5 separate regions of the Mus musculus genome follow, and regions 1, 2, 3 and 4 are each linked to region 5. Evidence: chromatin loops called from intact Hi-C (ENCODE). Cell type or tissue: heart. All regions are shown on one strand. Links, peaks and the distances in the headings refer to the core of each region. The heading gives the core; the rest is flanking DNA.

What was found. Hi-C counts contacts between places; a loop is a spot of excess contacts. Peaks named below come from ENCODE experiments on the same cell type or tissue, not always from the same donor. Only the 100,000 strongest peaks of a DNase experiment are listed, where the experiment ranks them.
Region 1: a loop joins it to region 5, with 2.5 times the contacts of the local background. A loop is called at or near these places in 11 of 42 quality-filtered maps.
Region 2: it touches region 5 in a loop (3-fold over the local background); 29 of 42 quality-filtered maps call a loop at or near these places.
Region 3: it touches region 5 in a loop (3-fold over the local background); 12 of 42 quality-filtered maps call a loop at or near these places.
Region 4: a loop joins it to region 5, with 2.5 times the contacts of the local background. A loop is called at or near these places in 2 of 42 quality-filtered maps.

What each region holds. Positions count from the first base shown.
Region 1 is chr6:142,782,183-142,788,671 of GRCm38, reverse strand. It overlaps Sult6b2 (sulfotransferase family 6B, member 2), which reads left to right. Exons shown (of 6, transcript NM_001145390.1): 6 at 2,232-2,891. The coding sequence ends at 2,365. Gm46981 (a long non-coding RNA gene) reads right to left here and starts at 4,967. Exons shown (of 3, transcript XR_001785407.2): 1 at 4,293-4,967; 2 at 3,520-3,679; 3 at 1,840-2,664. In heart, for the core only: a CTCF peak has its summit at 3,118 (motif pointing right); no DNase peak of the experiment used is centred there.
Region 2 is chr6:143,096,459-143,102,947 of GRCm38, reverse strand. C2cd5 (C2 calcium-dependent domain containing 5) reads left to right here and starts at 2,796. Exons shown (of 29, transcript NM_001362113.1): 1 at 2,796-3,015; 2 at 3,152-3,270. The coding sequence starts at 3,181. In heart, for the core only: a CTCF peak has its summit at 2,526; a DNase peak (open chromatin) is centred at 2,767; H3K4me3 peaks cover 1,805 bases; H3K27ac peaks cover 1,572 bases.
Region 3 is chr6:142,988,760-142,995,248 of GRCm38, reverse strand. It overlaps a transcript of St8sia1 not described here. Among named protein-coding and RNA genes, the nearest start is that of St8sia1, 28 kb to the right of the region's middle. In heart, for the core only: no CTCF peak of the experiment used is centred there; no DNase peak of the experiment used is centred there; H3K27ac peaks cover 2,728 bases.
Region 4 is chr6:142,516,549-142,523,037 of GRCm38, reverse strand. Gm38919 (a long non-coding RNA gene) reads right to left here and starts at 4,851. Exons shown (of 3, transcript XR_869567.1): 1 at 4,822-4,851; 2 at 4,130-4,234; 3 at 3,507-3,627. It overlaps Gm46979 (a long non-coding RNA gene), which reads right to left and starts at 1,858. Exons shown (of 5, transcript XR_001785405.1): 1 at 1,176-1,858; 2 at 504-636. In heart, for the core only: a CTCF peak has its summit at 3,717 (motif pointing right); a DNase peak (open chromatin) is centred at 1,127.
Region 5 is chr6:143,173,261-143,178,260 of GRCm38, reverse strand. All of the region lies in intron 1 of Etnk1 (ethanolamine kinase 1), which reads right to left. Among named protein-coding and RNA genes, the nearest start is that of Etnk1, 8.5 kb to the right of the region's middle. In heart, for the core only: CTCF peaks have their summits at 2,569 and 2,771 (motif pointing right); no DNase peak of the experiment used is centred there.

The sequences.
Region 1 (6,489 bases), core at 926-5,925, 390 kb after region 5:
GAGCTTAATCTTCATGAGAAGCAACCCCTCCCGTCCCCTCCTTGTCCCTCCCATTACCTCTCCTCCTCTCCCCTCCCATCCCCTCCTCTCCACTTCCAAACCCTCCCATCTCCTTTGATTCCCTCCCACTCCTTCCCATTCCCCTCCCATCCTCTTCCCTCTTCCCATCCTCTTCTGTTCCTGGTTGAAGAGGGGACCTAGCACAAGCTGGTCTGTGTACTATAGTGGCACCGGCAGAGTATAAACATGCTTAGAAGTGAGTGAAGTGAGACAGAAGAACCAAGCAAGATGCCATAAACTGTTTAGGTGAGAAACATTGTCAGCCACCCCTGCTCGCATTACAATTAGTTGAGAAAAGTCAGTCAGGGAGCCATTAGCAGCTTGTGCGGCAAGGCAGAGTAGTCTGGGTGCGAGCCAAGAGCTGGAGTGACAGAAGACCCTAATGAAGCAGCCCAAGGGAGCCAAGAAAAGATTTGGACCAGAATTAGACAGAAAGCCAAGACCAGGCACGCGTGGCAACCTGTCAGTTCTTCATGGGCTCTGAGCAGTTTCCACAGTAGTGTGTGGTGGATGGTGGGAAGGCTTGACAAGAGAAAAAGAAGAGCAGAGAGGAGCACACCGAATGAGCTGTTCGTGTTGAGAGAGAGAGGGGGAGAGAGAGAGAGAGAGAGAGAGAGAGAGAGAGAGAGAGAGAGAGAGAGAGAGAGAGAGAGAGAGAGAGAGAGAGAGAGAGACAACCCTGTGATGGTTATTTTCCTGACCTTCTGTGGTTGTAACCCTGGAGAACATCCCCAGATGAAACTCTATCCGCACTACCTGTAACTAACAGCATGGAAGGTTCACCTGTGTATGGTTTCTTTGCACTGGATGTGAGCGTGGAAGACTGGTGTCTGCTGGACACATCCAGTGTTGACATACATCTATACACATGAAATAATGTAATCTTTAAAATAACAACATCAGCTACAAGAAAACCAAGCCAAACCAAACCAAATGGTGAGCAAGTTTTAGTACACAGGCCGCAGTCTTCTAAGTTCAGATTCACAATGTCTTTCTTAATATGATCTCAGTATATTAATTTTCATATGGACTGAGCATGATGGTGTACATCTTTAATTCCAATACTCTGGAGACAGCAGCAGGCAAATCTAAGGCCAGCCTGATCCACATAGTATGTTCCAAGCCAACTATGGAATATGACCATGTCTAAAAATATTATATATGTGTTTTTAATAAAGTATGTAAAATGTGAAGAAAGGAGCCATCCCTAGAACATCATACATTTCATTTCTGGAGGTAACATTGTGCTGCGTTCAATGGAGCCATGTGTGTCTTCTGAACACATGACATAAGACGTCTACTCTTTTTGTTGTTGTTGTTGTTTTTAAATTTTTTTGTTTTTTTGTTTTTGTTTTTCAAGACAGGGTTTCTCTGTGTAGCCCTGGTTGTCCTGGAACTCACTTTGTAGACCAGCTGGCCTCGAACTCAGAAATCTGCCTGCCTCTGCCTCCCGAGTGCTGGGATTAAAGGCATGCACCACCACAGCCCCGCTAAGATGTCTACTCTTGATTACACACAAAGAGTACATGATAGCCCCTAGCTTGAAAGAGTTTATAAGCTAATCAGAAACAAAGGACCACGGAGAACAAGTGTAGCGATAAAGTAATGCGCCGTTGGTGCTATGACAGGGAGACTCCAGGGATGGAACCTGAGCCCCAAATTTGACAAGGGCAGCATACTGGAAGTGAGGAAGGCAGTTCTGGGGGGGGGGGACTTAAAAACAGGATTTTTTTCAAATTAAGAGAAGCTGGCAGACTATGTACATTCATCATCAAATGCTTTGTATGGAAAACTTCTGTATGTTTATTGTTCTCCACTATTCATTCTATAGAAAAGACATTTCTGAAATTAAGGTGAGCTACCCATTCCTACGGTGCAGTCTCAGACCAGCTCTCACTGTGCAAGCTCGCAAGGGGGCAAACCAATGAGCTACCTTTGTGCTCACACTACTGGGTCACATTTAGACTAGATCGTCCTGGCCTACTCCAGAAAAAAATATTTATTTATTTTAAATCTTTCTCTAAATAAATAGTTATAAACTGTGGAAATTAATATGCAGCCCTCACAGAAGAGACCAAACACTCCCATTTGATCGCAAAGCTGGCAGAGTTCTTCCGTCAGTGTTGTGGGTAGAGACTGATTCTTGCCTGATACATTTCCTGTCTTTCCAGGAGTGGTGGGTGATTGGATAAACTACTTCACTCCGAAGCAGAACAGGGTCTTTGATGAACTATTCACGGAGAAGATGAGAAACAGTGACGTGGGCAGATGCTTGAAGGAGTATGCGCATTCGCAGAATGCGTGATGGAGTACGCGCAATCGCAGATGCATGAAGGAGTACGCGCAATCAGATGGGATGTGAAGTGGATTTCGTTCTCTGCCGCGTGGCGCCTGGGAAACATGTAAATATGCTTTATTGATGTGGAAAGCAGATAGTTCTTTCCGTGAAAAAGACGTACTTCAAAAATGTGTCAAAAGCGGCACTCACGAGACTCTATTCTCATCGTATTTGGTGACAGCAGAATTATTAATAAAGGGGGGGGGCATAAAATTCTCCAGTCGTTGAACTCTGTTCAGTCCATTTTCAGCGAGTTCTGCTGGTTCCTATGCAGAAAGAGCGGTTATTGCAAATCCTCCATCAGCTGCTCAGACGTGGAAAGGACGAGAGGGATTAAGTCACATACCTGAGAAAATTTTATTTTCTGCCTATTTAGTCAATCATGGCCTGTATCTTAACGTTTTGATTTCAATATTTCTAAGTGTCTGTGAGAAATACTTTTCGAAACCACAATAACAACAGATACTATCTTCTCAAGCGGGAGAAACCCAATACCTGGTCTCATTCATTGGTGAACGTGGTTGCGCACGCCTGCATTTTCTTAATGTTACCACAAATTACAAATGTTCTCATTTTACAATTTTGAAAATGGACTTTCCTGTTAGGTTTCTACGCTTCTGGTTCTTTATAGTGTTTTGAGTAGGCATGCTCTCCTGCAGACTGGGTCCTAACACTAATCCAGTTGCTGCAGCTCTCTGTAAGGTGTATTACCGATGCCCTCCACTAGAGAGCACTGTAATGACACCTCCGTGAACTTCAGTGTTCACCCACATAGTTCTCAGGACAGCCGCTGTAGTAGAATCTCCTAAGCCTTGCTGAGAAATCAAGATTGTACTATGATTGCTCCTAATGCTGAACTCAAAGAGGGAGTTTGATTTGCTGAGTTCAGCTGAACTCTTTGATTTTTATACCCTAAGTGTATTATGAACCTAGGTGGATGTTTAGTGACCAATCTGTTGGGGTCTTTTGTATATAGTTGATAATTCTGCAAGAAGTTCAGTTTGTACAAATCTTCTGTGCACATGCATTTGTTACAAATAAAGAGCATTCTTTTTGACTTTGTGCAGCTCTTACCTTCGAAATAACATTTCTAATGGTTTCTAGTGGCTATAGCCACATACCTTCTTCAAGTAAATAATGATATTGAAGGTCAACGCAAGGTCATCTGGTGCAGCTTTCTCACTGGAGCTAGGAGGACACATGGCAGAGCTGACTTCACACCTGCTCTTGGTGACCAAGGTGGACGAGACCATCAGAGTCAGGCTCAGGAGACGGATGAGACTGAGAGGGAAGAAAGGAAGTCCCACAAGGGTGCAATATCTCCTCATAGCACAGAAGGACCCCCCCCCCCGAAGTAAGATCAGACAAACATCTCATGGCATTTTACTCTTCTAGATCTGTAAAGTAACGTTGGTAAGCTGTAATTCAATTTTGATAAGAATTTGGGGATAGTCAGTAACCCAAGGATGTAACCAAGAATCTAAACTCTCTGTCCATGATCAGTCAGTGTTATGCGTGCCACAGACACAGAAGGAAGCTTGAAGACTCTCTCTTCTCAAACTGAAGCAGAGTGGTTCTCTCTCTTTGAAATTTTAAATTATTATTATTATTATTATTAATCATTCCATTTGTTTACATCTCAAATGATATCCCACTTCCTGTTTACCTCTGTGCCACCCTCCCCCAACCAACATCAGCCCTCCCCCCTTCCTTTTGCCTGTATGAGAGTGCTCCCCCATCCACCCACACTCTCCCACCCTACCGCTCCCCCGTCTCCCTACTCTGGAGCATCAAACCTCCCTGGGGACCAAGGGTCTCCCTTCCCGTTGCTGTTGGGCAAGGCCATTCTCTGCTACATATGTATCTGGAGCCAAAGGTCCCTTCAGGTACACACTTCTTGGTTGGTGGTGTAGTCTCTGGGAGAACTGGGTCTTCAGGCCAACCTAGGCTGTTCTTCCAATGGTGTTGCAATCGCCCTCCGCTCCTCCAGTCCTTCTGCCAGTGCCCCCACCAAGTTCCCTGAGCTCAGCCTGATGGTTGGCTCCAAGCATCCGCCTAGTAGAGTGGTTCTCAACCTGTGGGTCGCAGCCCCTTTGGGGTTGACTGACCCTTTCATAAGGGGCATCCTAAGAGGGTTGAAAAACATAGATGTTTACATCACAGTTCATAGCAATAGCTAAATTACAGTTATGAAGTAACAACAAAAATAATTTTATGGGTGGGGGGGGTCACCACAACAGGAGGAACTAAAGGGTCACAGCATTAGGAAGGCTGAAAACCACTGTCTCTAGCAGGTTTCCACAGAGAACCTTTTAGAAGGAGGCAGATGAGATGTTTCATGTACCAGCATGATCCACACAAAAAGAGGAAAAAAGAGGGGATGGAGAAGCAGGGCCCTGGCAGAGGCTGAGGGGGAGACCGGGGCCCCAGTGCGAATGAGAATGAGGTGTCCTGAGTGTGCAAGCAGGTCGATGCTGTCAGCATTCTTTCTAGGCTCCTCCTCACAGTTACCTGGCAACAGCCAGGTGTGCCTGACTCACTATAAAAGGGGCTGCTTGCCCCTCCTCACTCTCTTCCTCTCTTCTTCCCCCATTCCCCTCACCCTCTTTCTTCACGTGTTCATGGCCAGCCTCTCTCTCTCTCTCTCTCTCTCTCTCTCTCTCTCTCTCTCTCTCTCTCTCTCATCTCTACTACTTCCTCAACTCTCTTCCCAATGCCCTAAATAATAAATAAACACTATTTCTATATTATATCTGTCATATAGCTAGTACCTCAGGGAGAAGGGATGCATCAGAGTGGGCCCGCAGAGGCACCCCCTCCCCCCCACCACACCGTGCCTCTACCAAACAGATCCCCGGCTTCTTTCTCTTTTTTATAAAACACAACAGATGCGCATCGTGCTACTTAGTTTTCTGTCGACTTGACACAGGCTAGAGTCATGTGGGAGGAGGGACTCTCACTGAGGACATGGCTTCATCGGATTGGCTGGTAGGCAAGCCTGGGGGCTTTATCCTGATTGCTGATTGAGTAGGAGAGCTCAGCCCACTGTGGGTGATGCCACCCCTAGGCAGATAGTCCTGGAGTGTATATGAAAGTTAGCTGCAAGCCACGGGAGCAAGCCAGGAAACAGGGCTCCTCCCTGGCCTCTGCTTCAGTTCCTGCCTTCATGTTCAGACTTGAGTTCCTCTTCCGGCTTCCCCTTCATGATGGTATCTAACCCTCTCCAAAAGCCTTCTCTGACACTGCTGACACTCCCAATGTCCTGCCCTCCATTTTCATTTCTCCTATGGATTCTCCAGGGTCACCACTCCAGGGTCACACCATTTTCCTTCCGACTCTTAGCCGTTCCAGCTTTGTATTATAAGGTAAATGTCTATCTCTTGCCCTTACTAGTTAAGCGTCCTATCCTTTCCCATTGCATGCTCACCAGGCTCGGACCAGCCCACCCCAGCCAAGTAGATGTGCGACAACCATGGGGTGTGATCTGGGTTCCCAGACAAGCTCCAGTTCTTAATCTTCCAGAAAGCTCAGTTCTGATACCACAACCCTGGTTTTGTATTTGCTGAATGCTTCATGTCTGCATTTAAACCTCATTGTTTGTTCCCGCCCCACTCTGTTTAAGCTCCAACACACTGGACTAGCTAGTCATTTCTTCCTAGTCTTACTGAGAGTGTTCAGCCTGCCTCCTGTCTCCCCATAGTGGCTCCTCCTCTCTTCTGCAGGATGGACGTGCTCAATGGTGAGTGAAGACACGCTGGTCCAATGTTTCATCTCACTGGGCCTGTAAACATGAATGTGTGAGCTGACATTAAAAAGTCCTTTCTTATGGCCTTTTAAGGTATACAGTGCATAGTTACTATTTACATAATCTAAGATAATCTAATCTGAGTGTAGTGAAATCATTTGTCTTCAAACAGAAAGGCAAGAAGAAAGACAAACTATGGTAGAAGAGCAGGCAGCTGGGCACAGTACTGCATTCGTGTAATCCCAGCATACTGGAGCAGGATTGCTAAATTTGAGGCCAGTGTGGATCTGGTATTGAGTTCAATACCAGCCTTACTTATGGAGTGAATTCAAGGCCAGCCTGGGCT
Region 2 (6,489 bases), core at 588-5,587, 76 kb after region 5:
AAGAAAGGCAGCCTATGAAGCCGAAGATGCTAATCAGGGGGTCATCTCATGATTTATTTGTCAGGAAAGTAAGCACTGTTCCCAGCATTAATTAAAACAAACGAGTCCAATTACTAGGAACCGGTTAAGCTGAAGCCAGGCTTAACTCCACTAAAAGTCTTCAGGAAGCATCTTAATTATAATCTCCTGTTGTTGATGCCTCGGGCAGCAGGTATGCACAAGCACTTTATTAGGAGGTCCACTAATTAGGAGGCTGAGCCTGCTAACCTCTAATTGTACAATTTGCAAATATTTTCTACATCACAACACCTTGTAACTCTGTGAATTATGTCCCATTAAAAATTATCGCTCAGCCTCAGTTTTCTTGCATTTTCCTGTATCTCTTTTTGGTTTGTTGTTGTTGTTTGTGGTTCTGCAGATTGAACCCAAAGGCTCCTGTGCTAAGCAAGTGCTTGGCCATTGAGCTACATCCCCAGACTCTTGCCTTCTTCTTTTCAGAGACAGAGTCTCACTCTGTAGCCCAGGTTGGGCCTGAAGTTTCGGCAGTCCCTCTTCCGGTCTTTGCATTTATACTTTAAAAGAGGAATTGGTAACAAGGCAATATATTTTCCTTAGAAAAAGCTATCTCTATCCCGCCATCCGTATAATAAGGCAGCTCTGGTCTTCGGGCACCATTGCTAGTGGGTGACTGACAAACTGAAGGACTTTTGCAAATTTCTTTTCTGGTGGGGAGGGAGCTGCAGGGACAGACGGTTTCTCACTGTGTAACTCTGACCTAAGTGGAACTTGCAATGTAGACCAGACTGGCTTTGAACTCAGAGATCTACCTTCCTCTGCCTTTCTGGGGCTGGGAATTAAAGACACGTGTCACTATTTTCAGCTCTTTCTAACTGGAGCGATGGGAAAGGGATTTCAACATCTCTATCCCCCTTTCCAAAGATCTGAGGCAGGGGCTTGATCTCTGTGTATCCCAAAGGATGAAGTTCAGGTTGTGTGAGGACACTTAAAAGGTCAGCTGATTGGCAAGACAGTCCAGGTTTACAGGAAATGTCATCCACAATTGACAGCAGAAAAGGCCAGCGGCCCACATGTCCGTGTGGGCATTTACCTCAGCAAGGAGTTTATCATCAGACCAAAAACTGCAAAGACTACCGCCAAGCAGGATGAGGAACAGTTGAGAAGATGCAGAGAGAACAATCTTAGATATAGATTTCATTAAAAAATGGTTTATTAAATAAAATGGTTCAGTGAAGGGGAAAACAATGTAAAGAACATGGACTGATTTGTAGTAGACCCTTGAATTCAGCAAGGATAGTTTAGGTGCTTAGGAAAAAGCTACAGGTGGGTCCAAGGAAATTATGTGAGATTGTGATCTTATTGTTACTGACAAGGATGGAAATTTCTCTAGTCCAAACAGTATGCAACAATGTATCTTTTACTTATTCTTTTTCTTCTTTTGAGCAGGACATTTTCTTTGGAAGAATTCAGTTTTGCCCATGGGCAAAATTCCTTTCTCAGGAGGACTCTTTTTGAAAGGGCGTTTCTGGTTCATTACCACTTCAAGTAATTTTTCTATCCTGTTTTAGTATTTTTGAAGTTAAAAAGACCATGCTGATATCTTCATTTAGGAATTTTCCATTCCTGATAAATTCAGTGCTGTGATTTTTTTCCCACTGGCATTTTCAGTGTTGATTTCAGTATTTACTACAGAGTGTATTGCCAATGCTGGGTTTGCCATAGTGTAGGAAGTGCTCTTGTTCCATCCTGTGTGTGGGCTTCAACCCCAATCATTTTCTGATAGTCTGAAGCAGTATCTAATACCCCACTTTGACAGGCTCATGATGTATCTAGAGTGGGGTCAATTTACAGAGACCTAGTGAGGTCTTCTTCGGGCTCATTTCTCACACTGACTACATGTACCGCTGGAGGTTCGTTTCTTGCTGACTTTTAGCCAGCACTGTAGACCTTTCCTTTAGGCGTGTGAATGCTTAATACTTAGAGAGCTGGATGTGCAGGCACAAACCCATCACCTTAGCACTTGTGACAATACACCAGGAAGACTGCCACATTCAAAGCCAGCCTGGGCTGCATACCAAGGAGAGGCCAGCAGGCAAGATGTTGCCTCAAAAAAGAAAGTTCACACTGACACACAAAGTTCACACTGACATAAGGAAGTGTGAAGTGCCATCTATAACCCAGTACACAGTACAATTGCCTGTGACTGAAATAAGTCTTTGAAGAAATAATATTTATTTTCACTAGCTGAGATGCGTGTGTGTAATTTTTTGTCCCTTTTCCTTTTTTTTTTTTTTTTTTTTTTTTTTTTTTTTTTTTTTTTCTTTTTTGAGCCAAACTTTTCGTCTGTTGCCCAGGCTGGCTAAGAACTCGATGCAATCCTCCTGCCTCCACTTTCCAAGTTCTGGGTTGACAGGTGTGCGTCCCCACACCTGACTCTAACCAGAGGATTCTTACTGAAATTCATAGAAAACCACTACTCGCATCAGTACCCCTTCCTGGTGGCCGTCTCAGGAAACACTAAAAGTAGACTCCTCTAGTATGCTTGGCAGCAGCAGTCTGTCCAAGGGCCAACAAAATGAAGCGCGGCTGGGTTGTCACCAGCGCCGGGTGCCCAGAGCGCTGGAGCGTGTCCTCAGCACGGCTCCTGCACCTAACCGACCCGAGGCTGGGTAGATGATGCAGGGCTCGACCGGTTCCCCTGCTCTCCAGCTCAGCCCCGCCCCTCTCCCATGGCCCCGCGAATTCAAATCGGCCCCGCCGCAGGGCAGAGCACCGAGAGATCGATCGCTCCCGCCCCTCGAGCCGCCATTTTTGGAAGGTGGGAGGAGAAAGGTGGGTGGGCGCGGTGCCTGCTTTGCGGGATGCTGACTGGACTTGGCGGCTCTCTGCAGCACGTCAGGGGTAGGGCAGCACGGCTGGCCGGCGCCCTTCCTCCGGCTGCTTCTCCGGAATGAGGCCTCGGTGGCCGCGCGGGACGACTCGGTTCCTGCTCAGAGCGTGAGTGCGGCGCGCGCGCCCTCCGCTGTCAGTTGGCGCGCGCTCCCGACGCCTCTCCGCGCGCCCCCGCGCCCCCCCCCCCCGGGCTCGCGCTCGCTCGCTCGCTCGGCGCAGACTCGCTTGTTTGTTTCTGCAGGAATCCTAGGAGAGGCCGAAGCCGCCGTGATGCCGGGGAAGCTGAAGGTGAAAATTGTGGCCGGTCGCCATTTGCCGGTGATGGACCGTGCCAGTGACCTGACGGATGCCTTCGTGGAGGTTGGTTCCTGGTCCTGCCCCCCAGAGCACGGGGCGCCGAGCCCTGCCCTTCCCGCGGTCCCCGGCTCCGTGGAGGGATGCCCGCCCGCCCCCAGCCCGTGAGATGTGGCCATCGGTCCTGGACACGTCCCGCTGCCAAGCTCGCGGTCAGGGCGTCGGTCCGACCACCTGCCGGTCCGAGGCGTGGCAGCGGAGACGCTCGCCACGACCTCGTTTGCGGTTAGGAGGTTAAGGGCCATTGCTGCAGCAAGTCCACGCAGCCAGCCCTCTGGGGACACCCACAGCCCCACGGTGCGACTACATCCAACCCGTACCCCAACACCGTCTGAATCATCAGTGCAAGTCACACACAACAGCAGCACTAAAGCTGCCCTTGTGTAGACTGGTAGGGAGGTGAGCTGTTTCAGGGTAATTTATTGCCTCGAGGTAGGAAGTCAATTAAGTGCCATGGGTTTCAATTGCAAAATTGCTCTTTAAGTCTAATGATTAGTTTAAAAGTCATGCAAATTAGCACAGGCCTACTGTCCGGAAGTTAATAACTCACAACCTGAAAGAAGCCAAGGAGAAATTGTAATAAAAGTTGACATAATGAGGCAGACCATTAGAGCAATAATCATTTGGGCTATTAATGCTTAGGGTTCAAAGACATATGACAGTATACTTATACTCAATATATTCTTAAACGTTCCAGAACCTAATTAACTGCAATTCACTGTATTTTTTATTTTATTTATTTTTATGGCATTTGTTGAGTTCAACTTCATCTTTTATTGAAACAAACAAACACAAACCAAACTAACCCCCCCCCCCCAAAAAAAAAAACAAAAAACAAAAAACAAAACCCAAAGCAGTTTGCTCCTGGGCCAGATGTCAACAGAGATCTAATGATAACTGAAGTTGTACTGCCTTTCAGGCAGCCTGGAGAGTAATCCACACAGCTGATATTAATATCTAATATGTATTGAGCTTCATTATTGAGATATTTGTGTTTTGTACTTTTGAATCCTTAGTTTTTACAGCAAAGCTAACTAGGAGCCATATCCTCATCTTACAGGTTAGGCAGTGGATTCCTAGGGGCAGAAATAATGTGCTTCGATGATCTACCTTGTAAATCTCCACAGCCTAGCAGCAGTCTCTTCTATTATAACTTTCCCACCTCTCTAGACAAGGTGCTGAATGTTATTTTTGAATGATGGTTGTTTGCTAGGCCCTGTGCTATTCTGGTTTAGTTGATGTATGTATAATGATGAACAAGGTGAATTTGGTTTCTGATTTTAAGGAACTTTTGTTTTGGTGACTAAGACATTTTAAAAGTACAGAATTTACGAAGTAGATAATGCAAATTAGGAAAAAATTGTTATGGGTGCCATAAAAAAATGCACTAGAAAGTGGTAAAGATCACCATTTTTAGGTTGTGAGGTCAGTGTCAAGCAACGCCTGTTGGATGAGAGACATTAGCTCCTGAGAGCCTGTAGCCTGTGTCTGTGTAAAAGGGTGAGGAGGCAGAGGAGAAGCTGGAGGAGGCTGGTGTGTTACAGGAGTGTAGGAGCATGCAGGTGATGTCTTTTAGTGACGGGAAGGGGAGTAGTCAGAGCCACATTTGGGGAAATGATCAAGTGAGGTAGATGGTGAGAAGATTGGTGTGGACTACGGAATGGGATGTCTCCCGTGGGTAAGAATTTCCCATGGGAAGACAGTTGTGTAGTTCTGAGCTTTGTCATTGCAGATCTTCAGTGCTACTGGCCATCTGGTTTTCTAAAACAAGCTGCTGTAGAAACTATTTAATCTCAATTGGGGCTTTTTATCCCACCTTTGATCGTTCAGTTCTAAGATAAGACATACAACCTTTATATTTATAATAAGCCTTAATCAGCACTTTACACCATACCTACCCTCTAAGCTGTTATGTTTACTTCCCTGCCAGTAACTCCACAATATGACTTGCTATGTCCCATTTGGGCTGTTCTTAATTAAAACTGGCCAGCCCTCATGGCCACGATTCAAGATTCTTACCCCATGGCATGGGAATACTCTCTCTCCATCTTTTTCTTCCTCACCCTGTCCTTGTAGTCTCTCCTCAGACTCCAAGCCCAGGAGCCGAAACCCTTGCCTGTCTCCTGCCCAGCTATAGGCTGTGAACATCTTATTTAATAAATATTCTTAAATTAAGGAGCAAGGCCACATTGTCCGTGGGGATTCCTTCTTCCCTGTGGGCATCAGGCTTGGATACCAGTATTTAGCGTTACAGTACACAGCAAAAGACCGACCCTCAGCATCTTGCTGCTCCCTGGAGCAAGCAAAGGCAGTGTTCAGTTAACGTGATGGTTGTAGTTTGTTGTTGTTTTTGATAGTCTGTCACTGTGTAGTCCTGTGCCTCAAATTTGAGGCTTTCCTGTTTCTGTCTCTGAAGGGTCGGGATTATAGATATCTGCCTGTGTGTCTAAGTTACTCTTCTGTTGCTGTGAAGATATACCATGACCAAGGCCACTTATAGCAGAGACTCTTTATTGTGACTTCCATTCTCAGAGGGTGAGTCCATGGTCATCACGGTGGGGAAGCTGGCAGCAGGCAGGAAGACATGGTAATGGATCAGTAGCTGAGAGCTCCCATCTGATCTGCAAGCACCAGGCAGAGAGAGACTAACTACAGCGGTGACACACCCAGTGACATACTCTTCCAAATTCTTCCAAAACAGTCCTAACAGCTGGGGACTGAGCATTCAAATAGAGAAGCCTATCATGGTCATTCTCTTTCAAACCATCCAATCATGCCGGGCAATAGCTGTGGATTGTGAACATTATAAGGATATTAAAACCTATCAAAGGGCTGCACAAGTGGCTCAGTGATTAAGAGCAGTGAATAATCTTCCAGAGGACCCTGGGTCAATTCCTGGCACTAATATGTCCATTCACCATGGTCTGTAAGTCCAGTTCCAGGAAATCTGACACCTTTGGTCTTCACAGACACTAGACATTGCACGAGGTTTGCAGATATCCATGTGCGTGTGCACGCACATGCATGTGCACACGCACACAAACACTCATACTCACATATACACTTTATTACAAAACTTTTATCTGTAAAACTGTTTTAGAGTCTAGGTATATTTCCTCTGAGACAGAGTCTTGCTATGTAGCCCAGACTGGCTTTGAATTCTAATCTCTAAGTGCTGGGATTTACAGACTTGTGTTGCCTTATCAGTCTTGTCACTATCTATTG
Region 3 (6,489 bases), core at 694-5,693, 180 kb after region 5:
AGTATTTGCAGTATAGTAGGTCTTGTAAATGATCCAGAGATTAAGAATATAAGGACGAAGGGAGGATTAGTCGCCAACAGTGTGACGTTGCACAGAAAGGGCTGAGCACCCACACATTTTCGTCACTTTAGAAGAACCTGGAATCAACCCCTTAGGGATACCAATAAACTTCAGGCTTACCCACACATAAGCATGCTGTCACCCCAGTTTCCCTGAAGTGCTGATTGTAATCGTAAACAAACAACTCCTTAAGCTTTTGTTCCTGTCAGTGTGGTGCAATTAAATTAAACTAATTGGTCATAAGCATGCCAAGTTCCTGTAATCTGCCTGCCTAAAAAGAACATAAGTGACAGACAGCGAATCATGAAAGGGTCAAAGTTCTTCCTCGTTTCTGGTGTAGAACCTGCAGGGTCCTCACCACCTTCCACTTAATGTTTTATTTTTATATGTTTTATTTATTTATACAATATAATTTGTTAGTATTGTATATAACATTTATAAATAATATGTTATACTTATATAATAATATAAATAATATATAAATACATATTTATCTATATAATGCATAATTTAAATTTAATATATTTTCTTATTTTATTGTATGGCAATACTCCTTTAAATTCTCCTTTCAGACTAGTCCGATTTATTCCAGACATGACTGTATACCCAAAGACAGTAAGGTGATTAATTATTCTGCTCTAGGGGCCTGCAGGGATGTGTCTGCCTAGTGTCTGGTAGAAGGGAAACAGGAGGGCTGAGAGACCCTGAAACGAGGGAGTCTGTGGCATTTGTAATTCTTCCAAAGGAAATATGCACACTGACCTAAAGCTCAGAGCCTTGATGTGTGCGGTGTTGTGGTTGCAAGAACCGGGAAATGGAAAATCAGGAAGAGAACTTTCTGATTACTGCGTACATTTTCCAGTCTTAGGGGTTAACCTTTTCTTTTGAACGACGTTGTTTTTCTTCCCAGATTCCCAAGGGTTTCTTTTGTTGTTTTGCTTCTGCGGACTGAGATTGCGTGGAACTGAAGACCCTGTAGTGTGCGTTATCTAGAAATGGTGTGTGTCTCAATAGCCCTCCTCAGCTCAGTGTGGCAGCTTCCTGTGTCAGGCTCCCTACATGTCACAAAGCAGTGTATTACTCCTTCAGAAATTCAAGTACATGAACATGAACATAAAATACTTTTCCATAAGAACATTCATACTACCCGAGTAAGCCCTCTCCTTGCTTTCCTGCTGTCTGACTGAGGAGGTGTGGTCAGTCTGCTGTGTGCACCACAGCCCCAAACACTTGTTTGTGTGGTGTGCCAGGGTTCTGGGGCTGAGCTCAGACAGTCAGGTTTTCGAAGCAAGAGCCCCACCTGCTGAGGCCTCTTGCCAGCCCTGGTGGTGCAGATCTGTAAGCTGATACTCAGTTAGCCTTATTCATTTAAAGCTCTGTCCTTGTTATCTCCCCACCGTTTTAGTTACACTCCTCCTTGTTGTAACAAAGTTTCCTACAATAGCGGCTTGAAGAAGTGGTCTTCATTTTGGCTTGAGTTTTGAGGATGGAGTCAATCCATCATGGTGTGGACTTCATAGCCACAAGAGCATGAAGTGTCTGGCCTCTTTTCATTTATACCCAGGAGAAGAGCGAGAGGGGGAAGAGAGGGGAGAGGGGGAAAGGGGGGAGAGGGGGAAGAGGGGGGAGAGGGGGGAGAGGAGAGGGGACAGGGGAGAAGAGGGAGACAGGGGAGAGAGGACAGGGAGAGGGGACAGGGAGAGGGGGGAGAGGAGGAGAAGGAGAGGGAGAAGATGGGGGAGAGGGGAGATGGGAGAGGGAGAGGGAGAGGGAGAGGGAGAGGGAAAGGAGACAGGGACAGGGAAAGGGAGAGGGAAAGGGAGAGGGAGAGGGGACAGGGAGAGAGAGGACAGGGAGAGGGAGAGGGGACAGGGATGCTTAGAGTACTCTCTTCTCTTTCTCCCTTTTTTTCCATCCATGATCCATAGGGTGGTGCCACCTAGTTCAAGATGGGTCTTCCCCACTGTGTGTAAAGGTCTCTGGAATTGTTCTTAGAGAGGTAGCTCTCCTGGGTGATTCTAAATCTAGTCAAGTTGACAGTGAAGTTGGCACACAAGCAGAAGTAAGAGGATATCCTGCAGGAGACCATTCTCTCCCTCCACCGGTGCTGGGGGGCTAAACTCTGGCCATCGGGCTTGGCAGCCAGTCCCTTTACCACTGGCCATCTTGCTGACCTGCCCCAGGTGGATAGACTTAATGCTCTTTCCAGATGGGCTTTTGATCAGTAAGGTTTGTTGATAGAAAAAGGGCTCTGCTTATCCAAGAACTGAGTGGGGACCTTCCTCCTCCGAATGCACCATTAGGTTTTGTTTTGTCTCTAGAGCTGATGCATGCTACATTCAGAGAGCTACCAAGTAATTTTCCTTTTAAAATCTGGCCAGAATTCAGCTATCTTGTCATTTGACTTTAATGCTTAAAGAGCCGTACCAAGAGAACTTGATCAGTTGGCAATCTCATAAAGTGGCAGAGATTTCCAAGGTATCCCACGTAACAAGCCATTGGTGGAAATACAAACACTCATACAGTAGTTTTTCCTTTTTACTCAAAAGGAAACTGTCAAGCTCTGCGAATATTATAACAAGTGTTTCAGAAAAGAACTAACTGTAGAACGGTTTGATTATCAGGGTCAAGCCAACAAGATCTTTAGCGTGTGTCTCTCTTCTGTGAGCTACTGTGGCGAAGTATTTTAATGCTTAATGATGACCCAGAAAAAATTAAAAGACACAGCATATTAGATGCTTGTCTGGTTCCTGTAGCAAAATATCAGACAAAAGCCATTTAAGAGAGAAAGCGTTTATTTATGGAGGGGAGGCATGTGAACAGGAGCGGGGGGAGGGGCTGCTGGCTGCGTGGCACCCACAGTCAGGAGGCAGAAAGCTGTGGGTGCCTGTGCTCAGCTTGCCCTCTCGTCTGTGTAGGGCTCTGTCCACATTTAGTTTGCTAATGAGACTTCCCATTTCAGTTAGCTTAATCTAGACAATCCCTTACAGATGTGCCCAGGGATTTCTTTCCACAGCGGTTCTAAATCCCATCAAATTGACAATCTAGATTCACCGTCAGACGTGGCTTTCTGTAAACCATCTCAAGTTAAGCTAATAGGCCCACATGTTTAAAAGCGTTATCTCCTATCAAAAGTATAACAGTCGGTCTCCTTGACAGACTGGACACTTGATGTTTCTTGCTGCTAGTAACCGGCAGTGTCCTCTGGGCTCTTGAGCTCTGAGGCTGTGGCTCTTTTAACAATGCTGTTACCAGCCACAGCTATAGGGACAGCCCCGTTTGCTTGCTTCCTAGTATGTGTGTGTGTGTGTGTGTGTGTGAGAGAGAGAGAGAGAGAGAGAGAGAGAGAGAGATCACAGTACCCATTGGCCCTTTGGGGGTTGTTTAAAGGGGAAAAGTGTATAATATAACCTTGAAAACAAAAGCAATTAGCTCAGGAGGGAACCGAAACACATAACTTCCACCAGTTACTGTCACATGAGTGCCATTTTCTACATAGAGGAGACCAACTGTGCCTCTTCTGTCAGGGCCCTGGTACTATAATGGGTGTGTTCTTAGTGGGCTTTCTGCTTTGGTGGGGGTTCTGTGAACAGAGCATAGCAACCACACACAGTTAGGTGAGTTCCGGCTCAAATTAAGGCTTCTGCCGCTGAGATGGCTCAGGGGGTAAATTCACTCCTGCTAAGCCTGACATCCTGAGCTTGATCCCCTGACCCCACATAGTGGAAGGAGAGAATTGATTCCCCCATGCTTATCTCTGACTTCCACAATGCATGCCATGGCATGGGCTTTGCCGTCAGCAATGCAATAAATAAATGTAACTTTGAAAGTTAATTAAGAGCCCTGTTCCCATACCCACCCACTCCCACTTCTTGGTCCTGGCGTTCCCCAATTTGTCTTTTACCTCCTGGAGACTGTCATAATGGGGTGTTACATTTATAATAATGGGATGTTTTTCTAAGAAGATTTACTAATCTTATGTGCACATATATTTACCTGTGTGAGCATCTGTGTACCATACGCATGCAGGAGTATATTATAGAGGCCAGAGGAGGGTAGGGACCCCCTGGAGCTGGAGTTCTAGGTAGCTGTGAGCTGCCCTGTGGTGCTGGAAATGGAACCTGGTTCCGCCAAAGCTGGAAGGTCACCTTTGAAGCAGAACCATCCATCTGGCCCCTACGACAGGGCTTTCTTACTTGCATTTCTGGATGGTTTAACTCTTGACCATCCAACCAATTGCCAACAGGTGCCTGCCGTGGCAAGACGACTCTCCCAGTGCCACACGGATAGGTGCTGTTCTCCTGAGCTGCTCTGTTATGTATATTTTCTTAGCAACCTGTCTGTGACTTCTTCCAACATCATCTGGGACACTTAGTGAGCGGGTAGCACCCCATCCATGTCTGCAAACGATGCAGGCGGGCACTTCCTGACAGCCGCGACTCTTAGCCAGCTGGGAACAGGTATTCCACAACCCTCCCATCCAGACTCCAGTGTCCTCACCCACACTTTGTTGTAGAGCAGCCGTCAGTGGCAAGACTTCCACGGTTCCTGAACCTAAGTCGTGGGTGAGCAGGAAGGAGCCTTGCTCCCCAGGATGCTGCTGGCATCACTGCTGCTTGCTGTGTCTGTGCCTTCATTCACAACTGTGCTCAGTTAGCTTTTCCCTTCAGTTACCACTCTCTGGCCTGAAGGAAAAAAAAACACAACACCATTTCCTCCCTTTTTGCTTCATTTTAAAGAAGTAATATATGTTCATGACAAAAAATAAAAACAAACAAACAAAAACCCCATCCACTACACAGTTGGGACAGTGAGGCAGCTCAGCTGGTAAAGGGACTTGCTACGAAATTTGACAACCTGGGTTGACTCCCCAGGACCCACATGGTGGAAGGAGAGAACTGACTTCTGCAAGTTGTCCTCTGATCTATACACACACACTCTCACTCACACACACACATACACACACACTCACACACTCACACACATACACACACACACACATACACACACATACACACACATACACACACTCTCACTCACACACACATACACACACACTCACACACATACACACACTCACACACACATACACACACATACTCACACACACACATACACACACACTCACACACATACACACACACACTCACACACACACACATTCTTCTGTCCCCTTGAATAATGCATATGTGTTTTGTCAGTGTAAACAATAGATGTATATTTTTGTTTTCCAAAAATTACACTATTTCAGATTTTTCTACTTAAAATGCATCTCACCAGTTCCCGCATCATGGTATTTTAAATCTCATTCTCTCTCTCTCTTTAAACACAACTGCAGCACTGTAGGAACAACACTTGCGCTGTGAATGGGGAGTCTCTGGAGAGCAGGCTCATTCAGGAGTGCAGTAATCTAGTCCACACCCAACTTCCTGTTCGGCTGAGATCGGTACGTTGGCTTCTCCTCCTGGTTGCGCAATGATTCTAAGTCATCGCAGAACACATATTGGGATGAATCAGATCACCTGCTCAGGAGAAGGGTTGACTTTTCAGGAGTGAAGGGACCTTTCCAGGAAGCCTGTGGCAAGCTTCCCCTCCTGTGTTATCTACGTCACAGTCGAAAGTCGCGTGTCACATCTAACCTCAGACTGACAAAGAGCACCAGGCCATGACTCGCCTACGCTCCATTAGGACGTACCCTCGGAACGAGCTGGATATGGTAAGTAGGTCACAGGGCTGAGTGTGGACAGAACTGGAGCTCTGCACACGAGGACTGCTGTGGAGGAGACACTTGGCGATAGATCTTTCTTATCCATTACCAAAATGCTGCTAGTTATTCCAAGGTGTTTTCTCCTTCATCTAGATTTGAGCATCTCTCATGATCCATTGGTATCATAGAGAAATTACAGATATTTCCTATAACCGTTGGGTGTCTATGTCAAGGGAGAAGTCACATCATGCTGTTGTGTTGTCCGCCCATGAGTGTGCTTCTCTCATCCTTCCTTGAGTCCTTGATGGAGTTCAAGAGTCCTTCATAAACGTCTACCTTAGTTCCTCTACATTCTAACCTTATTACTGTTGATAAGGGTATCATACTTATAGTTATCTTCTGTAGGTTCTTGCTGCCTTAGGAGACTGCTGCTCTGTTTATATGGTGCCCTTGCACTGAGTAGCCTTGGCGCCCACTCTGCTAAGAGTCCCTGGGGCTGGACAGAGAGGTCGAGTGCTTGCTCTTTAGGGAGCCTGTCTGAGTTCAATTTCCAGCACTGAGCAACTCCGGGCAGTGCATCGCCCTCTTGTGGCCGTCGTGGACACTGCATGCACATGCACAAACGTTCAGACACTCGCAGGTCTACATGATTTAAAAATAAGTCTTACAAAAAAGGTTTTGTGGTATCGATGCTGATTGTCTTGCTCTCTCAGGATATTTTG
Region 4 (6,489 bases), core at 660-5,659, 660 kb after region 5:
TGTTGAAGCCAAGTGTGAAGGGAAATGATTTGAACATGGACTTGTCATTCTCTAAACTGTCCATGAGTCTTTAGGAAATATTCTACAACTCTATTTTTTATGTCTTTGGCTTTTCCATAATAAAAAAGAAAACGCGAATTTTTACAGTAAACCAAGCAGTAGCCATACCTACGGGTCTACGCCCACCTCTCCAGTCTCATCCATCCCAGCACTTTGCTAATCCGAGCTCAGGCTGTGGCTACATTTGTCTTCTCTGAGCACAGTAAGTTCTTTGTCCAGAGACAAGGGGAGAGGATCAGTATCTGAGGGTAGTGTGGCAGGAAGTTTCCCCAAATGTATGAAAGCATCAGACATGAAAGGACGCTGTTGTTTTCTGTGTCTGTTTTCTACTCAGTGCAGCACGCCCACCTTGGTCCATGGCGATCTGATGCCCCAAAGTCAATCTAAATTCACAGCTGACCCCCTGTGGTTGGGCACTTCAACTGAGAAAACCTCAGACACACCGTGAATGATGCCCTCCTGTGTGGGTGACCCTAGACACCAGCAGTAGCAAGGCTGCAGCAGGATTGATGGAGGGCAAGGCCAGCAGAGAGTCTCGGTGGTTACCCAAATGCACTATGTTCTCAAATAGTTTTACTGCAAGACAAATAGAAACAGACATACAGACATGGTGACTAGATGTAACAAAACGATGGCTTGCAGAGAGAACCATCTGAGAAATTTGCAGATGGGGGTGAAAGAACAGAGAAAACTGCAAGCCAGGGTGTTTTATGTCCTCAGGTGTTCCTACATAGGGACACACACACACAGACACACAAACATATATATACACTTACACAGACACACAGTCACAGACATACAAACACACACACACACACGTGTGTGCACACACATACATATGCACACACACACAGATACACACACACATGTGTGCACACACATACACATGCACACACACATAGATACACACATACAGATGCGCACACAGATACACGCCAATACACACAAACGCAGACACACAGATACACACAGAGACACACACAGACAGACATGCACACACGGCCCACTGTAGAAGTGTGGCCTTAAGCAGGACAAGACAAAGGACACATTGCACATGTACTGCTGAGTGCTGAGTCATGAAGATGTTTGTAAGGCTTTGTCCCCGTTCTCCTCACCTTGGCAAGAATCGACGGTCCCTAGACCCCAGAATAGCTCCACATGTGACTCCCAGCTGACTGGGACGCAGACCGCACCTGGCATGGTGAGCATGGAGCATTCCCAAAAAAGTGATGACCCAGAATCCATCGTCCTGCCAGAATCAGGTCAGAGGAACTTAAGGGGAGAAATCTGCCGCCTGAAACATCTTTATGGTATGAGAAGTACCTTTGTATGGTAGCTTGAATTGTATACAGCATTGAAAGGCATTGTCGTCCATGGTTAAGAATCAGATGAGTGTTGGGCTTGGAGCTCAGTGGGAAAGCGCTTGCCTAGTGTGTAGTGAGGCTCTCAGCATCCCTCCAAAATGTCCCAACATAAACCTCTGTCTGTCTCTCTGACACTATGCTAATCAGAGAGTGAGTTATTCTGAGCCTATGCCTGGGAGATCAGTGAGTGAAGTCTCTTAGCCAACAGAGAAGCAAACATAAGTCTATCAAGTGGCGTGGCCCAGCCCACATCTCAGACTGAAGCGTGTGGCCCAGGAGTCGATTTTACTGCGATGTTCACCTGTTATTTTTTTAATTTAGTACTGTTGCCCAGGGATGTGCTGATAAAATGCCTCAATTCAAAACTGAATTCTATCCTAGCAAAATGTTTGTTTCCCAGAGTAGTCTGAATGTAACCTCCAAATAAATAATAAAGAGCTAATTTTATTGTAAGGAGTTGATCTGGAATGAAGAATACAAAATGGCTTTATTCACCCTGTTTCTGTAAGAGTCAAGCAGCAGGGAATGACTTTTTGAAATGTATTTGTTTTGTATTTGTGGCGGTGTTTTGTCTGTGTTTGTGTACATGAGCACATCTGGTGCCTGTGGAGGCCCGAGGAGGGCATTAGACGCCCTAAAACTGGAGTTACAGATGGTTGGAAGCTTCTAAGGCGCTGGGAATTGAACCTGGTTCCTCTGGCAGAGCATCCAGCCCTCCTAACCCCTGAGCTATCTCCCCATCCCCATTCTGTTTTTCTCGACTCACAGATCACCATAGCTCTACTCTTCTATGAAGACATGCTGTTACAGAACTGAACAGGCCTCACGTTAAAAAACCCATGGTTGGCTAACATCTACTTACCATTGAGTGCATACCATGAATGTCCTTTGAGGTCTGGGTTACCTCATTCAGGATGGTATTTTCTAGTTCCATCCATTTGCCTGAAAATTTTATGATGTCCTTGTTCTTAACGGCTGATAGTATTCCATGATACAACTCACAGACTGGAGGAAGCTTAACAAGAAGAGAAGCCCAAGTGTGGGTACCTGAAACCCACTTAGAACGGGAGCAAAATAATCATGGGAGGCAGAGTGAAGGAGGAAACTGGGTGGGAGAGGGGAAGGGAAAAGGTGGGGGCAGGGTCAGGTATGGGGAGAGACAGGAGGGATGTCCAGAGGGCCAGGAGAATGGATGGAATTATGCAGCAGTGGGGGCGAGGGGGCAGGGAAAACCTCTAGAAAGTCCCAGAGACCTGGGATATGAGAGGCTACCAGGACTCAATGGGGATGACCTTACCCGAAATGCCCAACAGTGGGAAGATGGAACCTGAAGAGACCACCTCCAGTAGATAGACAGGGCAGAGCCCCCAGTTGAGGCAGGGGGGCTTACCAACCCATTTTCAAAATTTTTAACTCAGAATTGTTCCTGTCTAAAGGAAATGCAGGGTCAAAAATGGAACAGAGACTGAAAGAAAGGCCGCTCAGCGACTGGCCTAATTTGGGATCCATTCCATGCATGCAGACCAAATCCTGACACTATTCCTGAGGCCATATTGTGCGTGCAGACAGGAGCCTGGCATCGCTGTCCTTGAAGAGGCTCTATCAGCAACTGACTGAGACAAATGCAAATACTTATTGCTAACCATTGAGGTCAGGGGCAATGTGGAAGACTTGGAGGAAGGACTGAAGGAGCTGAAGGGGATCAAAACCCCTTATGAAAAACAACAGTGTCAACTAACTGGACCCCTCAGAGCTCCCAGAGGCTAAGCCAAAAACCAAGGAGCATACATGGTTTAGTTCATGGCCAGCCCCTGGCACATGTGTAGCAGAGGACTGCCTTTTCTGGCCTCTGTGGGAGAAGATGTGCTTAAGTGGAAATTTGATGCCCCAGGGAAGAGGGATGCTGGTGGGGATGAGGTGGGGTGGGTAGACAGGTCGGAGAGCACCTTCTCAGAGGCGGGACGGGGAGGGAGATGGGTGAAGAACTCAGAGAGGGGGACCAGGAAGGGGGGCAACTTTTGGAATGTAACTAAATAATATAATAATAATAATAATAATAATAATAATAATAATAATACGAACCCATGATTATGCACCCCCCACGTGGTTGGTTTCAAACCATGATAGAAGGTTGGTGAAGAGCAGGGTTGTAGTCCCGGGGGTAGAGCGAATACCCAGCATGCCCTTGGTTAGATTTCCTGTACTGCACAATAAGAGCAGGAAGAAAGGGGGAAAGAAAAAGAGTTGTGTAGGGAGCGCTAGTTTAAATTGTGTGCAGGTCTACAGAACTTCCAGCAGGTGGCAGTGTTTACAAATATTATGATGCCACAAAGTCACCACAGCTAATTTCCAAATAGAGGTGTCCAAGAAGGGGATTTGGTTCTCGGTTGAGCCCAGAGCCATCCCTCAGATGCGCCCTTCACTGCCACCAAACAAGAGCCTTTAAGCTTTGGCTAAAGCTGCCTTTCCGGCTACTGTACCATTGTCTTTGGAATGTGCTGTGTCACCATTTGCAGATAATTTTTTCCTGTGGGGCTGCCCTACAAATCACAGATCAAGAATACTGGCTTTAGTAAGTGACAATGAGTTTGATTAACCTTATTTGAGAAATTTTATGTAAGATCTTTGAACTATGTTTTAAGTTCTGGTCTGCCTCCCTTCTCCCATACAGGGTTCCCTGTAGCCCAGGCTGGTCTCAGACTCACTACGTAGCCAAGGATGGCATGGAGCTTCAACTTCTGATCCTCCTGCCTCCACTTCTCCAAGGCTGGAGTTGAAGGTGTATCCACCATTCTTGGTTTAATGCGGTGCTAGGACAAGAACCCAAGATTTGGTACATTAGAGGTGGACACTCTACCAACTGAGCTATGATGCACTCCACGCCTCAAATACTGTTTCTTTCCCGATATTTGTACATGGTAAGTTTCAGAGCACTGTTTGCCTAGTGTTAGCTAGATCAACAGTGTTTTGGGCATGCATAAACACAGGACTAGCTTCTATTGACATGCACACAAGTGACCACAATGCTCATGGTGGACCTGTTACCTAGCAACAAATGAGTACCCATCACACTTCTTAAAAGATAAGGCCTCATGCAAACCATTTAACCATATCCTTACCTCGGCTGAACAGTAGGAAATCATCTGAGTTCATGGCTCCCATTCTCACCTCCATACCATAACCTTGGCCTCCCCATTTAATCTTCCTGTTTTCAAGCCCTCACAGGACCAAGAGCCTCCCCTCTCATTGATGCCAGACAAGGCCACCCTCTGCTACATATGCAGCCGGATCCATGGGTCCCTCCATGTGTACTCTGGTTGATGGTTTAGTTCCTGGGAGCTCTGGGGGTCAGGGGTCTGGCTGGTTATATTGTTGTTTTTTCTATGGGGTTGCAAACCTCTTCAGCTCCTTCAGTCCTTCCCCTAATTCCTCCACTGGGGTCCCCGTGCTCAGTCCAGGAGGCTGGCTTTGCAAGCATCTGCATCTGTATCCATAAGGCTCTGGCAGAGCCTCTCAGGAGACAGCTATTGTACAAAGTAGTCACTGAGATTGGTCCTCTCCTGTCTTCATCTTCCCATCTTCCCAGTGCATCTCAGAACTCCTGAAAAAGATATTTTCAGAATTAGATTCTGTATATGTAAGTCCTGCCCTTATTTCCCTCAATTATAGAGCTGTTTTGGTATTTATTTGTTCCCTGATTTGGGAATCCTGGGGATTAAACCCAGGGCCTCTGCAAACTAAGCATCAACTCTACCACAGAGCTACACTCACAGACTACATTCAGATCCTATATACTCAGAGTCATCCGAGGTCCTTGGAGCATCTTTAAAGTATTATCTATCGCTTATGTTCAGCCACTTTAGAATTCCTGTGCCTTTTAAAACAGAACTCCTTCCAAAGACGGGTATAACAGTTATATCTGTTACACCTCCCTCCCACCCCCCACCCCCTACCCCCAGGGTTTCATGTGCCTGAGCTGGCTTTGACCTCACTCTGCAGCCATGGACAATCTTGCACCACTGATCCTCCTGACTCTCCTTCTTAAATAGGTGCTGGGATTACAGCTATGTAACAGCAGATCAGTTTATGAATCAAACCCAGGGCTTCCAACATGCGGAGCAAGCTTGTTACCACCTGAGCTACAGCTCAACCCCATTTTTGCTACTCTTTTTGAAAGCTAGTGTGACGTATTTAGTGTGTTGATACATGGTTGCAAGTATGCAGATCACGGGTGTAGGATACCACAGAGTCTCACACAGCAAACATCGTCTACAGATAAAACTCATCTCCAGAGAATGAGCCTTGCTGGACAGCCCGTTGTGACCAACTTTCATCAGAACGCCCGCCATCCTGGCTTCTTACAGCAGCCATCCACATGTACTTTAAAAATGGTTACTCAGAGTGTAACTATTAGTTACTTTTCTACTACGTGATGAAACATCAGGACCAAGACAGCTGATGGAAGGAAGGATGTATCCATCCTCATCACAGTGGGAGGGATCATAGCAGGCAGCAGGCAGCAGGCAGCAGGCAGCAGGCACAGCACTGAAAGCAACATCTGAACAGGAAGCAGAGTGAGCGAACTCACATTAGCCAGAGTCTTAAGGTATAAATAACATCAATTAATGAGGTGCTCATTCTTATCATTTGCCTCCAATAAGCCATTCCTCTTCCTCCTTTCCTGTGTGTGCATCATGTTAGTAAACCCCAGTTCTCCTCTAAGGAAAGGTTCAGTAACTCTCCCCCATTCACAAACAAACCTTAATCGTGAAAATGGCAATGGAACAAATGACATGAATGACATGAGGGAAATGAAACTCTGACCTAACCTGTCCAGCACCATCTTCTTCCTCAGGGTTACTCGGGCACTTTTAAAGGATGCTAACAGGCTGGCTGTGTACAAGCCACATCTGACTGCCCGTGAAAAGGTCTGGGAAATGTTTGAACTTCTGGGGTTCTCCTGGTCTAGTGCGAGGACAGAGAGTAGTGACCCACACCTGTAGCCGCAGCCCGTGGAAGGTGAAACTCAGAATCCGAATCCGAATCACATCCCTGACTACATGGT
Region 5 (5,000 bases), core at 1-5,000:
TAAAGCTCAACAAGATGTCCTGAAGGGAGAACACAAGGTCTCCTAGGAACACAGATATAGGATGGGTGTGACGGCCCGAGACGGTGACCCTCAGTCAGAGCTAACGCAAGAGGACTCTAGAATGAGCTGGACACTGACCTGTGCTCTGTCTCGTGCAAAACACAAAAGTAAAACTTGACTTTTGTGAAAACACAAAACTTAAAATCTTAAATTATGAATAATCAATACAGAAACATAACAAAATATGGTATTTCAGCTAAATTTTATTTTCTCTAGAAATGAAAAGCTGATTGTTTACATTTTCAAATTCAATACATATACCTCAATAACAAAACACGAATACACTGACTATACTAAGACTGCCTGTTAAGAAGGGTCTAATGTAGCCCAGGCTAGAGGATAAAGATGAGGCTAAAGATGACCCTGAACTCAATCCTGCCGCCTCCACTTCCTCAGCACTAAGATACAGACATGACATCATGCTCAGCTCAGTCTGGCTTTCTTGTTAGCTCTTTCATAAGTGTTCTGCCTACATGTATGTCTGCGCACCATGTATGTGCCTAGTACCTGCAGAAGACACCAGATGTCCTAGAACTGTACTTGCAGATGGTTGTAAGCTGCCATGTGGGTGCTAGGAATGGAACCCAGGTCCTCTGGAAGAGCAGTCAGAGCTCTTAACCACTGAACCATATCTCCAGCCACACCTTACTATTTTAAAGAAGGAAAATACATGTATACACAAACATATGCACTTGTATTTAATTTATACACAGAGAAAGAGTCACCTGCATCTATGGGTTACATATCTGTGGCCTCAAACAACCCTGGAACAAAAATATCTGAGGAAAAGAAAGCTTGCCTGCACAGCACAGACTACCGGGCATCATTCCCTACTGTACTAACAGTGGGTTATCTAGGTCACCGAAATTGTAGGAGAGGAGAGGATGTCCACAGGCTAGTTACATGCAAGACCTTTAACCTACGGAGCCTGAAACATCCCCACAGACATCCGTGAGGATACAGCGAAGGACTGAAGCTTTGCTCCTGCCTGACAGATTTTTCACTATCTCAATAGATTGTGGTTCTGGACTCAACCTAGGAAGTTATCCATTTTTAGGACGAGAAAACCATGCCACTGGTAAAGATGTCGTATTTATCTGAAGGCACAGAGTAACAGAATCCACTCACACCTCATGGATGCTATGTCTTGAATTTTTAGGTCAGCAACACAAGCCCAAGTCATTCATTTCCTGTCGAAATAATGAGAGAGAAAGTGCTGACTCCCAGAGCACTGAGGGTTGTCTGGCTGAATACTGCCGACTGCTAGCCTGCAATCAAGGTGAGCAGAATCCGGCAGTGACAGGACCAACTCCTGAAGAGTTGGCTTACTCTATCTACAACTATGTGCAAAGCACGAGAAAGCACCTGACTCCCTGGCAGCGAGGCACACTACCACAAAAGAAAGAGCGGCCGGCAGAACAAGAAGAACGAATGGAGGCAGACTGAGCCAAACAAGACCTGGGGCTGCTGATCTCAGACCCATCACAGAAGACAAAACCTGCACTTGGGTGACAGCTCCCTGCTAACCAAGACGACAACTAAGGGCAGGCAGGAAGTCGGCAAACCAGGGACCAGGCAAGCAAGGAGAGAGGAGCTGCCTCTTTCCTAAGTCATTAGGAGAGTGGAAGTGACAAGAGTCTGAGGCCAGCCTAAGCTACAAAATGGGTTATAGGCTAGCTTGGACTACAAACTAAGACCACAAGGTCAGATAATATTTGTGTATGTGTACATACACACGTATGTATGTATGTACGTGTATATGTATCACGTATGTATGTATGTACGTAATAACTTATTTTGTGGGTTATTTTGAGGGCAAATTTAGGACATTTTCATACAAGCCAGTTATGGCTGGGATACTGGAGAACCCAGAACTCACTATGAAGAGTCCTTGACAGCGGTGACAAACGCTATGCTGCAACCTCATTCCAAGGACTAGCAGCTAGCTGGTAAAATGAATAGAACTGGCTCCTATGCACTCATAATGGAACACCCTAAGCGAGGTGGCTGAGCTGTGTACACAGCTATAAGGACCAAAAGCTCGGTTGTTTTTAAGTATCACCATGAGAAGCGTCTGCTCATGGGGAGAGTACACACTAGTTGTCTTATTATTCTACATAACACAGGTGATCTCATCTAATTAGCCAAAGGATCACAAAACAAAAATAAGCATTCCTGAAGAAATTCTACTTCGAGACTGCACTATGAAGCCGCAGCTGAGCTGCATGGTACCGTCTCTGGATTTGCAGACCTAGCAGCCACTGTATAAACGACTTCCTTCTCCAGAGAAGGCGGATACAGTTACCATCTCTCTATTCCAGTAAGAACTCACCCTATGGAAAGACGGAGAAAACTCATCCAAATCACACAGACAGACAAACAAGCAGTCTGCTAGAACAGCTTTAACTATCAGAACACGGAAACAGCTTCAACAGGGTTAAAGAAGTCAGTCAGTACCAGGGCAAACTATGATCAAACACTGGAAACCCAAGTACGTGGGAGACAGAGGCAAGCGGAGCTTATGCTCAAGGGCAGCCTGGGCTACATACGACCAGTCATAAAACATAAAATTACATAGCTGCAGGTTCCCCTTACATAGGCCTGGCTGTCCTGGAACTCACTATAGACCATGCTGTCCTCAAAATAAGACCAATCCACAAGAATTCATTTTGTGAAAGGGAGGAAGGAGAGAGACGCTACTACTGTGGCCACCACTAGAGGGAGGGCAAGATTAAGACCAGAAAGTAAATAAAGCTAAATTGCTGGAATTATTCTTGCCCGGGGTGTGGGGCTACACAACTACAACTAGTTCATGAATTTCTCTCCCACTTTTTTTTGAGAAGGAATCTTGCTGTGTTGCCTAGGCAGGCCTTGGCCTCCTGAACTCTAGCAACCTCTCAACTTCCTGAGAGCTAACCCAACAGGTAAGTACCACCATGTGCTAAGCTTACTTTTAAAGACATGTAGAATTTAAAGTTTCCAGATGTATTTCTTTTGGGGGCATGTGTGGCACATATGTGAGTATCCACAAGTATGCAGGCACACACAGAGAGACCCAAGATCAATAGGCCTCCTCAGCCACTCCTTTTCCTTACCAAACCTCTCTCAGCTGACCCCATCTGGCTGGCTTGCCCCAGGAATGCATCTCTAAGCTTCTGAGTGCTGGGATTACAACCAGGCCTACAAATACACTCAACATGTCTACAGTACTGGGAAGTCAACACTCCAGCCTTCACACACAGCAGCAAGCTTTATCTGAGTTGTATCTGCTGAGCCATCTCCCCAGCCCTCATGTATGTATGTATATCTGTCTGTCTGTCTGTCTGTCTGTCTGTCACTGATTTTTTTTTGTTTGGTTTTCGTTTTCGTTTTTCGTTTTTCAAGACAGGGTTTCTCTGTGTAGCCCTGGCTGTATTGTACCTTACTCTGTAGACCAGGCTGGCCTCAAACTCAGAAATCTGCTTGCCTCTGCCTCTCAAGTGCTGGGATTAAAGGCGTGCGCCACCACTGCCTGGCCCTGTCTTATTCTAAGTCATCTTTTCAAAAACCTTTTTTTTTTTTAAATTACCTGTGTGTGTGTGTGTGTGTGTGTGTGTGTGTGCACGCGCATGAGCACTCCCATGTGCAAGGGCACATATGTAGCATGAGTGCATGTGAAGGTCATAGACCAGTTTGCAGAAGCCAGTCCTCTCCTAGCACATAGTAGGATTCAAAGTCAGTGAACAAGGCCTGGCAGCAAGTGCCTTTCTTTACCAGTGAGTCATCTGGCCAGCCCCTCAGCAGTAAAGAGCTGCTCTTCCAGAGAACAAGAGTTTGATTCCCAGAACCACATTGCTCCAGGGCACCCAACACCACTTCTGTCCTCCATGGGTCCATGCACGCACGCATGGCATACACAGAGGCATGCACACATACATAAAACTAAACTTGTCTCAGCCCACAGGCTCTACTTAACAATTTACTAGTGTATATTGTAGGGTTCAAAATTCATCCAAGGTGTCATTCATTCCCCAATTCACATTTATCCTAAAAGCGCAGTGTGTGGGAGGCATGGAGGTCCTGCGCTCACCGGTAAGCACGAGGGAACCCGGAATGTTCGCATAGTTGTTCCTTCAAAGGCAGAGAGATGCATAACCTGTTGTCCACCCAGAAGGCTGAGCTGACATGGTTAACTGCCTGGTGACCTTGGCTCTACCTAAATGGCCAGAGACCACACCAGATTCTCCCAGACCCTTACAGTAACCCTGTTTTTCTCAGTCAGTCTAGATACTGTCTTTATGGAAGGGGTCACATGGAGTCAATCTGTAGAACCCATCTTTAGGAGGTGTCACCTGCACTTTAGAGTCTTGACATGACCCCGTCTGATCTTTGCTTAGCTTACTATGTCATTTATTGTGCACAGGGGATTGACTTGATTATCACCAGGGAATTTCCCCCCCAAGGTTTGACAACTCTTAAGACACAATCCATCCACAGCCATGCATGGTAAGGGGCCCTAGTGCTTTTGTGTGAAGCTTCTAATGATACATGTGATCTGAGAAGCACCCACACCAGGATGCAGACAGATAATGCCAGCTTCTCAAAGAGCTGGGAAGGGAAAACTTATCAACATGTAAATAGTTTTCTATTCAGCTAACATTCTCAAGAGATGGGCAGAGTAACTTCCTACTCTGATAAACACTTCACTTGTGCAGTCAGAAACATGCATGTACTAGGGACACAGGTGACCTGGGGCACGCCTCACTCTGGTATTTTACTTTTTTTGTGTTGTTTTTTTTCCACATAGGGTATCTCTGTGTAGCTCTTTCTGCCCTGGAACCTGGAACTTACTCTGTTGACCTTGAAATCAGAGATCTGCCTGCCTCTGCCACCTAAGTGCTGGGATTAAAGGTGTGTGTGTCTCTACTCCCAGCTGGTATTTTTAACACCACAAAAATGTC